2 separate regions of the Homo sapiens genome follow, and region 2 is linked to region 1. Evidence: chromatin loops called from intact Hi-C (ENCODE). Cell type or tissue: IMR-90. All regions are shown on one strand. Links, peaks and the distances in the headings refer to the core of each region. The heading gives the core; the rest is flanking DNA. Region 1 holds the start of TCEAL1 (transcription elongation factor A like 1). Region 2 has its middle 10 kb from the start of TCEAL4.

Region 1 (5,386 bases), core at 101-5,100:
CGTTAGGGGGATGGATTTATCCTCTCTTATAAAACTAATTCCAGTGAGCCTGGAACCTGATCTCACTCCAGCCAGAATTCCAGTTTTACCAGCACCCATCAGGCTGTCATTGGCCTTGAAGAGTGTTCTGGAGACATGAAGACCTCCTCCAAATGGCATTGTATGGTAAAAATATAAAAACAAAAGAAAGCCAAGGGTACAGGGCTGGCTCAACCGTTTTTTTGAGATCATTACTAAAGGAGAACTTTGAATTTACTTCTGATGCATTTTACTCATATTGAAAGTATGGAATGTAAGGTATTATATAACATCAGTCATGGAAAATACATTTCTATTAAGTTGTCTCTTAGGTTTTAATTTTGTGTAAGGTCTTGCTTTGCTGTAAGAAATCTAAATTTTATGTTATAAAATTTGTATGACTATCTTTAGTTGCTTACTTAAAAATATGCTTGGATGAGGCTTTCACCCTTTTAATTCTGACACAATTATCTGTATTTTCTTCCATTTACATCATAGTTTATTCTCAATAAAATCAGAAGTATACCATATATGCCAGTGGCTGTCCAACTTTTAGTGTGCTAATTTATGAAAAAGCAGATTTACTGGGTCTGGCGTAGAAAACGGGTTTCTGCATTTTTTATAAGGGAAACACTGATATATAAAATATTTAAATAATTTTAATGTTGAATTTCAGTTAACAATCCCTCCTTCACCACGTTCCTTTTGGAATTGCAAATCATAGCTCTAGAGAAGTCAACACAGTAAAGCTTATATAGTCAATCAAAGAGAATCTCAGAATTCATGACTGGGTCATGATTTTTAATCATTATTAACCACTCTGTATCTCTAGCACTAACAGAATCAATAAAACAAAATCTTAGGATTTATAAAGGTAGCTTAGTAGAGAAATCATATCTAATATATATGTTTATGTACATATACATATATAGTACTTTAATGTTGTAGAAAGTAGTTTTGCATGTGTCTTGCTGATATGGAGCAGTGTAGAAGGGGGAATGTCTTAGTTTGAGCCTAAGCATTATCTTCCTCTTTAATTTATACAAGTTGAGCAAGTCAGCTGAATTGGCAAGGCAAGCTTGCCAGAAGCCCCTGAGAGAGAACTCATCTTAAGGCAAGTTAGACAATTAAAATGATAGTTATCCTTGGATATTTGGGAGGGAAGTTCCAATTCTGAGTACACAGCATGGTGTCTGGCTCAATAATTTTGTCTCCTAGCCCAGGACCTAGTGGAATCATGTTTGAGTCAGGTGGAGAAAAGGTGGAATCATGTTTGAGTCCAGTGGAGAAAAGGAAGGTCCTAAATGGAAAAAAAAAAAAAATGGAAGAACTATTTTACTAAGCATTTTTTTTTTTTTTGAGACGGAGTCTTGCTGTCTCCCAGGCTGGAATGCAGTGGCGCGATCTTGGCTCACTGCAAGCTCTGTCCCCCGGGTTCAAGCCATTCTCCTGCCTCAGCCTCCCGAGTGGCTGGGACTACAGGCGCCCGCCACCACACCCGGTTAATTTTTTTTTTGTATTTTTAGTAGGGATGGGGTCTCACCGTGTTCCCCAGGATGGTCTCGATCTCCTGACCTCGTGATCTGCCTGCCTCGGCCTCCCAAAATGCTAGATTACAGGCGTGAGCCACCGCGCCTGGCCTTACTAAGCATTTTTTAAAGACATTGAGGTCTAAGCAGCATTGAGATGGTAGCCTCCTAGCTAAGTGCAATATTAAAGCTGGAAGAAGGGCATTCATATATCTGCAGGAGACACAATTCAGCTTGGGCCCACCAGGGACTCCAGAGCAATCAGTGAGGCTTTGTACCTTAAGCAGTCCAGCACGTCAGCAGGGATGAGAGCCAGTGGAAGGATCAGGACCCAGGAGAAGGAGCAGCTGTGCCTAGCAGATACGGTAGGTATCTGAGAGTACAGCAGGACATGAATAGAATGTGGCACTCACTTGGAATCTCACCGGAATTGTTTGTGAGCACAAGTGAGATCTCCTTTGGGTACCTTCCCTATGTCTGCAGGGAATCTATAGGGGTTGGGGTCCTGCCTGTGCAGGTGGAATAAAGACCCCGAACATAGCTCACACAACCTTTTTCTCATCTGGTCCCACAGTAGCACTGTAAAGCAAGTATTATTCCTATTTAAATGAGAACAAAATGACTATTAAATATAATCCATATCTGGCTAATATTTGTGCCTAAGAGATTCAGAAAAAAACATAGGATTCACTTTTTTTAAAGTTCTGACAAGTATTTATTAAGTGCCACATTGTCGTTATAAGCTGATTGACAGTTTTCTTCAAAATTGTGTGATTTTTTCATTATATATTTTTGCAACACAAGTAAAACGTTTGTCCTGAAAAAATGAGAAATTCAGATAAAACAAAAATTTAAAAAATCACCTATTATCTTACCACACAACCACTGTTATGCCTTTGAAGTCTATACTTTTAGCTTTTTCTTTGCATATTAATATATAAATATACATTTTTTTTACAAAAATGGGATACAATATATACCATTTGAAAATTGCTTTTTTCGTTTCACAATATATAATGTACATCTTTCATGCAAATGTGTAGGGCTCATGACTGAAAGAGGGAAACTTGTAGATTTTAGGGGGAAACCTCAACTTTAAGCGAGTTACATGCTAAACATCTAAAATAAAGCCTCACAAAAAGTTAAAATTCAGAATATGGGAAAAGGCATTAAGAAAATGCAAACAGAAAGTCCAGGTGGCAATGGCAATACTATTAGCAGGCAAAACAGAATTAAAGGCCGAACACATTAAATAGGATAAGGACGGCTCCGTTTTGCCTTCCAGTGCATTATCATCAGTTTGTTTCTTACTCTTTTCATCTCTTCTAGCTCATCTGCTGCCTGTATCATCTCCTCATTGCTTAAATTTCTGCCATGTATGTCCCCTCTAAATTGCGGGCGAGAACGAGCCAACCTTTCTTTAAAGCTTCCTTCTTCAAGCTTATGTTTTCCTACTCCACAAGGAGGCTGCTCCATGGGAGGGCGCCCCTCAAACAGGTCCTTCCTGGAAAGACCCTCCTGCGGAGGGCGCTCCTCCGAGAGGAGCATCTCAGGCAGGAGCTCAGGCAAGAGCTCCTCAGGAAAGAACTCCTCCTCCGAGGACTGCTCCTCCGAAGACTGCTCCTCGGGGGACTGCTTTTCGGGAGAGTGCTCCACCGGAGGCCTCTCCTCATCGGTCTTGGGCGCGCTCTGCGGCTCTTCTTCATTTTCTTTGCGTGGTTTGTCCATGTTGGGAATTTTCTTCTTCAAGCACAGTTATTCTTAGGAGACAAGAAAGGCAGAATAGAGTCAGAATACTAAGCGGCTGGACTAACACCCAGGCCGTGGGTTCCAATACCTGCCTTTTCCTGATTCGGGGGCCAGGTCCTCAACCTTGCGCTTTCCCAGAGGCTCTCCGGCTCTCCCGACTCCGCCGCTTCCCGGTCGCCCCCTCCTTCCCGAAAGCCCACCATTTTCCCAGCAGGCTTTGCTACAGGCCTCGCCCGCAGTGACAGGGGCGGGACAGTGCGGCCTGCAGACTCCATGCCTTTCGGCGTCCACCCTCGCGCCCCAGTCCCGGCCCACTGCGTACCCCTTCCCTGACCTGGACCTTTCCGGGCCGTGTGCTCCTAGTCGTCCTCTCCTCGAGGTGCCCCGCTGTGACCAGCAGACCTGCACACAGACGCAAGACAGGGTAGGGGGCGGGGAGTGGGGAGGAGGGACGGACTGACTGACACCCCCCACCCCCCACTTTCTGGGCACCAGCCACTGCCTGCACGCTCCCCTAGCTCTCGGGTTCTCTTTTCGTCTCAGCCCCTGCGTCAAGCTTCGTCCTCCGTGCTCCCACCTCCCCACCCCGCAAAGCTTGCCATTTCTTTTCAGATGAGAAGTGGAAGCGAAGCATTTTTAGAAACTATTTCCAAATGTCTGTACCCCCCTCCCGGGGGACGGGGGAGGTACTCGCCTCCCCACCCCGCCCCAAAGACCACCATATTTTGCACAGAAATGTGGGCGCGGGGGGCGGGGCTGGAGCTTAGGGAAAGGCCTGGACTCCGCCATCCCGATTCTGTCAACCCCATTCCCCGGGTTACTAGGCAGCGCCGACACTCACACCGATTTAAGAGGGTAGAGGGAACTTACTTCTTCTGCTTTCCCTCTCGACCAAAGGGTAATAGGGAGATGGTGGACAGGCAAAAAAAAGACCGGGACGAGAGGGACTTGGGCACATAGAGGCTCCTGGTCACGTGAGGGACGCGCGTCACTGCCGAACTCAGATCCCCAGTTACCACTTTGATCTGCGGCCCTGCCGCAGCCACCTGCTAGTGCCTGCTAGTGTTCTCTGACCCGAGACACACCAGGCATTGTCACTCACCTCTCTTTGTATTTGCCTTTTCCTGGTTGCCAGAGACGGTCCGCATCTAGTCTCGGGTAGTATTGCCTCTTCCTCTGTGCTACTTCCCCTAGTACCACCTCTTTCTCCCCTCCTCCCTTCCTTAGCCACCAAGGCCCCTTATTTCCCCTGCAGTTCAGATCCTGCACTGACGTTTGACTGTTCACCTTCATAAATCAGTATTATATCCTTATATCCCAACACTCTCAGTTTTAATCCACATCCGTATCTCCATCATGTCCATTTAGGCTCATTCAGCATGTTTCATCTCTTGTCACTTTCATGGGAGACAATCTTTCACTTTTTCTTGACATCACATTTTGTTTTTTTGAGCCCCCAGATCTAAATTGGTAATCATTCAGTTCGAGACCTGTAGAAAGAGTTGAGTTTGTAAAGTTTGTAGATCTAAAAAGAATGAATACTTTGATTTTCATAAATCAAATACGTATTTGTCCATCTAAGTACAAACAGTCCAGAACACTTATTATCTGAAATGGGATAGTCCTTGGTGGAGAGCTTGGCATTATTCTCTCTATGTGTGTATATATATACACACATATATATGCGTGTATATATATACACGCATATATATGCATGTATACACACTGAATAGATTATAAAATATATTTATATACATGTGTACATATATATAAATTATTCAGTAGTTATTCATAATAGAATAAATAGATTTTACTGGGACTCTCAATCCTTAACCAGCCACCTCTTGGTGCTTCTGGTTGAGGAAGTTTATATTAATTCACTAAATCAACAAATATTTGAGTTCTGGGACTGCTGGACCCCAAAAGATAGATGCAGCAGGGAGGGCATTCCATATTAAACTATGCAATAATTCTGTTGACCACATACTGAATAGCAGGACTACAATTATGCTAGCATTTTCAATTGTCATTGCAATATGTATTTTTTTTTATCTAACAGTATTTTATGATCTTTAACCTTATGCCTGCCT
Region 2 (5,386 bases), core at 278-5,277, 55 kb after region 1:
GGTAAATTAGTAGTAGCATAGGGCTAGGGGTGGGAAATTGAAGGGAAAATGTTAGTGACTGCTAATGGGCATGAGATTTCTTTTTGAGGTGATGAAAATGTTCTAAGGTTGATTGTGATGATGGTTGCACAACTCTGTGAGTATATTAAAAAACCATTGGATTATGCACCCTAAATAGGCGAATTATATGGCATGAGAATTATATCTCAATAAAGCTGTGATAAAAATCTGTCATAATATTGATTATTTCAAAGTATTATATATGCAGATTTTCACTATAATGGATTGAATTAAAGTCACATAATTTTTCTCTATTATGCATGTTTTAATATTTATATGTTAGTACATTTCCTTGATTATTTTATTTGGATTTATTCTAAGAACTTGAATTAATGGATCAAAAGTTATGAGAATTTTAAGATTTATTGATATATGTAGCTAAATGTTTACTATGTTGTTAATTATAAAAACTACAGAAAATCAAACATACATATAATGTAGAGGGTGGGGTTGTATGCTATATTTTACTAAATTTTTCTATGCTTATTTCATATACAATTTGTATATTTAATGAAATTGTACTGTATATACTGTTCTGCTACTTGATTCTTTCACTTAAAACTATATCTTCAGAACATTCCCATGTCAGTCTACATAGGACTACCTTATACATTTTAATGGTTGCATAATATTCTACTCTTTAGAGTTACCAAAGTTTATTTAATCAATTCTCCATTGATTAGCATTAGAAATGTTCCATACTTTTACTATTAACAACATTGATCTATTGAATATCTATATGCATATTGCATCCATTTATTTACCTGGGGAAGAGATTTAATTTCCGAAGTTGTTATGTCCCGCTCCACATATGATATGTGACCTTTCCATTCTTCGCATTGACAGATGTGGACTTTGTCTCTTCCTTTTGAATTTGGGAGGCCCTGCGACTATTTTGATCAGTATAATACAGTGTAAATCACTTTGTGTGACTTTTGAGGTTAGGTCAAAACACCCCACAAAGATCTGCCTGGCATTTTTGGAATATTCACTCTTGGAGAAGCAGCTGCCATGTAACAATTCTTCCTACCCTGAAACCACCATGCTGAAAAGGCCATATATTTGCTCTTTGATTGACAGCTCCAGCTGTGTTGTAATCCAAAAGCCAGCAATAACTGCCATCCCTCTTAGTGAGCCCTCTTGGATTTCCATCCTAGTCCAACTTAAAGATGATTGCTGTCCTAGATGACATATTTTATTGACTGATTGATTGATTGAGACAGTCTCGCTCTGTCACCCAGGCTGGAGTGCAGTGGTGCAATATCAGCTCACTGCAACCTCCACCTCCTGGGTTCAAACGATTCTCCTGCTTCAGCCTCCTGAGTAGCTGGGATTATAGGGGCATGCCACCACACCAGGCTAATTTTTATATTTTTAGCAGAGACGGGGTTTCACCATGTTGGCCAGGCTGGCCTCAAACTCCTGACCTCAGGTGATCTACTCACCCTGGCCTCCCAAAACGCTGGGATTACAGGCGTGAGCTGCGGCGCCTGGCCTCCAGCTGGCATCTTGACCTCAGCATCATGAGAGTCCCAAAATAAGAACCTAGCAGCTGAACTCTTCTTGAATATAAATGATTAAATTTTGGAGTAATTTGTTATGCAGCAATACTAACCTTAATAACCTGTATAAAAGATGAAATAATACTAGGAGTAAAATAAATCATAAATAGATATCCCACAAAGCCTGAAATATTTACTTTCTGGCCCTTTATGGAAAAAGTTTGTCAGCCCATGTCTTAGACCAAAGGAAACAATTTAACCTCAACCACCACAACAATCGTCATCATTGAGATGTGATGTTGAGTGACTACTAATATAGATGCATATCAGGGTACAGGTATCATTCTATTCATTTGTGGGGGTAACTCAAAATGCATGTAATTTTTTTTTATTTTTTATTTTTGAGACAGAGTCTCACTCTGTCACCCAGGCTGGAGTGCGGTGGCACCATCTCGGCTCATGCAACTCTGCGTCCTGGGTTCAAGCAATTCTTGTGCCTCAGCCTCCTGAGTAGCTGGGATCACAGGCATGTGCCACCATACCTGGCTAATTTTTGTATTTTAGTACAGATGGGGTTTCCTATGTTGGACAGGCTGGTCTTGAACACTTGACTTCAAGTGATCCACCTGACTCGACCTCCCAAAGTGCTGGGATTACAGGTATGAGCCACTGCACCCGGCCAAAATACATATAATTTTAAAGTTACAAAAGTGTTATCCTGTGTAATTGGAACAACCAATACTTGAGTACTGGAAACTCATAATCTAAAAGTTGAAAACCTGGCATAGTGGAAAGAATCTAGAATTCAGACTTGGTATTTACTTTAGAAAAGTAACCTCTTCTAGGCCCAGGGGTTAGCCCATCTGTGAAATGGGCATATAATAGTTGAAATACAAATAATGTGGAGAGTTGGTAAGGATACAGAGTAACTAGAACCCACATATACATTCTGGCTGGAACTACAAATTGAAAAAGCACTTTGGAAAGCTGTCAGTATTTACTAAGGTTAAACATTCATGTATGCTCTGACTCAGTAGTTGCACTCCTGGTATATATGCAACAGAAATGAGTTTTTATGTCCACCAAAAGATGTGAACAAGATTGATCATTAAGTACAAAACATAAAGCAATGCAAATGTTCATCAACAGAAGAATAGTGTTATAGTCCTATAATGCATTACAACACAGAAATGAAAATGAACAAATTACAGCTTCAAACAACATGGGATAAAAACACAAATATAGCACTGCTACTTCCATTGTAATCCCTCTGTCACCCTCCTGTCTACAAAACCACATACCTATGGAGTTGAAAATGGGTTCAGGTTTGAGGCCACAAGAAGAAATTCAAAGACAGTGAAAAGGAGAAGCAGCCCCTGGAATTCAGCATGATTGCTGATATCCCCAGTTGTTGGAGTTTGTTAAGAGAAAAATGTGCTTACACATTTTAATTTGAATTAATTAACCAAGTGAATATTGAGGGAGATCAAGCAAATCAACATAGCATTTAGATTTTATTTTAACGTATTTCTTGGCAAGCAGGTTAATGCAGAGAGGCACAGTTTCTATGAGTCTCTGATAGGCTCAAACACTCAGTCTAATGCCATGTCTGATAGAGCAGACGCTGGAGTGAAATTCAAGAGATCGTCCTGGGTTCTGGTGTCAGACCTAACCCAAAACCTACCCGGCCATGGGTAAGGTCCTTCAGTTCTGTGAGAAGATTCCATCTGGGAAAGGACTCTCAGTTACTAGAAGGGACAGAATTCACTATTCACAATTATTTTAACAAGTGTAATGACTATGCATATTATTTATTCTTAAAACAAGATTCCTTATAGTGCATGACAAAATATCTGATCAAGCATCAGGTCCACCCAAAGCCATATGGTCCCTGCCTAGTTTCAACCTCCAAAGGCTGATGTTGTTCACACTTACCTCTGTGTGGAAAGATCTTGGAAGCAGAGGTAGTTAAATTATGGATGGGTTTTGGTATTACTTAGTAATAGTAGAAGCCATGAGGGGCAGGGCTGGCCTATCACATCTCTCAGATGGACCACGGGTCAGCATGCAAGGACTGGACTGATGACCCACTAAAGAGAAGTCTGGGTGCTCTCATGTTCCCCTAATGTCCTCCTCAGGGACTGGGCAAAACCTGCCGATGACCCTAGATTTGTTTTTAAAGTCCCTCAAGATAAGGGGAAAGAGTGGCTACTTTTTCAAACTTTCTCCTCCTCACACCATCCTTATTCTCCTCTTATCCAGTAGTAACAGGCCAGGATCAAAGAGGAGATGGGCAGTAAGGGGCCAGGAATAAGGACCAAACCCATTGTACTGGTGACTGCACTGGGAGCTGGGATTTCATCCTTCCAAGTTGAGGTGGTGGGTTTTATTTTCAGGCATATGTGCTTGGAAGTGAAAAAAATAAGATAACATTCATTTAGCTTGTGTGTGTGTGTGTGTGTGTGTGTGTGTGTGTGTGTCACATTATTTTTCTTAATCAGTTGCCATGTGCTATGGTTTGAATGTTTGTGTCTACTCCAAAATTCATGTTGAAACTTAATATCCAATGTAATGGTATTCAGAGGTGGGGGCCCTAGCAGGTGATTAGGCTATGAGGGCTCTGCCCTCATGAACAGGATAAACGACTTTATAAAAGGGCTGGAGGGAACTGCGTAGGCCCCTTTTGTCCCTACACTTTCCTCCAAATGAGGATGCAGCAACAAGATGCTTTCTTGGAAGCAGAACCTGATCCTTCAACCAGATATCAAACTTGCTGGTGCCTCCTGAATTGTGAGAAATAACTTTCTGTTCCTTATAAATTACCCAGTCTCAGGTATTTAGCAGCACAAATGGACTAACATGATGTATGAGGCAGGAATTATGTCCACAACTACTAGCCCTGAATTTATATCCTTAAATCTCCATGATTGGGAGCAAAAGATTAGACAATAAAGCTACCAAACCTAAGCAAAGAGCCACACCAGTTTCCTCTTCAACATCCAAGGCTGAACATCCCAGGAAGGCTCTTATTGGTTCAGCAGGGTCACCTCCCCACACTCTGGGCCAATAGCTCAGGGGCTGCGGGTCCTACATTGGCTGACCCAGCAGAGAGTGGGGTATGAGCTGCACTCATTGAATGCTCACATCATCTGAGTCAGGCATAATTGCAGCTCATTAAGATTTATGATTTTTAAAAAGACTTTTGACTGGGAAAGAACAGAACTGAATAAGCCTCAATGAAATAGAATACAAATTTCAGAGTCCAGAGAGCTTGGTAAGGGGATTGGACTGTTTCTTGAAATTTATGATATATATTTCTGTGCTTTTTGTTTTCATCATGTATTAACATGAATTCAAAAAAAGCTTGTGATATTTTTATTCCAGTAACACTGTTTCCCCAGGAGTCCTGCTTATAGTACGTTATTTACAGCAGTTAAAGCTGTTTCCCTTAGTCTTTTTTTTTTTAACACAGAATTAGAGCACTCTTGCCCAGTCTCCTTGTTCGTCATGCACCCACCAGGTTAATAATCAGATGTACTCATTGCCCCATCTAGCCTTTCAGCATCAAGCCTTGTTTTTTTTCTTTACTTACCAGATTCATCTATCTCAATCACCCCTGCACTCTCAGCCAAATTATAACGCATTTTTAATGTTCTTTCACTAATGTTTCTATTTACTTTCTGAATTTACAAGAGGAAAATGGCAAAAGCGCTATAACTGTCCTCATGGATTTGATATATTAAAAATGCCTTTTTCCATAATACAATGTGTATGAGACCAATATGCTAGAATAATTTTGGTAAAACATTTGTATGGCACACTGA

Evidence for each region. Hi-C counts contacts between places; a loop is a spot of excess contacts. Peaks named below come from ENCODE experiments on the same cell type or tissue, not always from the same donor. Only the 100,000 strongest peaks of a DNase experiment are listed, where the experiment ranks them.
Region 2: it touches region 1 in a loop (3-fold over the local background); 11 of 110 quality-filtered maps call a loop at or near these places.

What each region holds. Positions count from the first base shown.
Region 1 is chrX:103,627,806-103,633,191 of GRCh38, reverse strand. It overlaps TCEAL1 (transcription elongation factor A like 1), which reads right to left and starts at 4,217. Exons shown (of 3, transcript NM_004780.3): 1 at 4,167-4,217; 2 at 3,619-3,698; 3 at 2,239-3,307. The coding sequence starts at 3,275. The coding sequence ends at 2,796. RefSeq lists enhancers at 3,263-3,332, 3,403-3,452, 3,357-3,651, 4,523-4,592. In IMR-90, for the core only: a CTCF peak has its summit at 3,053 (motif pointing right); a DNase peak (open chromatin) is centred at 3,071; H3K4me3 peaks cover 2,037 bases; H3K27ac peaks cover 1,689 bases.
Region 2 is chrX:103,572,652-103,578,037 of GRCh38, reverse strand. It overlaps a transcript of TCEAL4 not described here. Among named protein-coding and RNA genes, the nearest start is that of TCEAL4, 10 kb to the left of the region's middle. In IMR-90, for the core only: no CTCF peak of the experiment used is centred there; no DNase peak of the experiment used is centred there; H3K27me3 peaks cover 303 bases.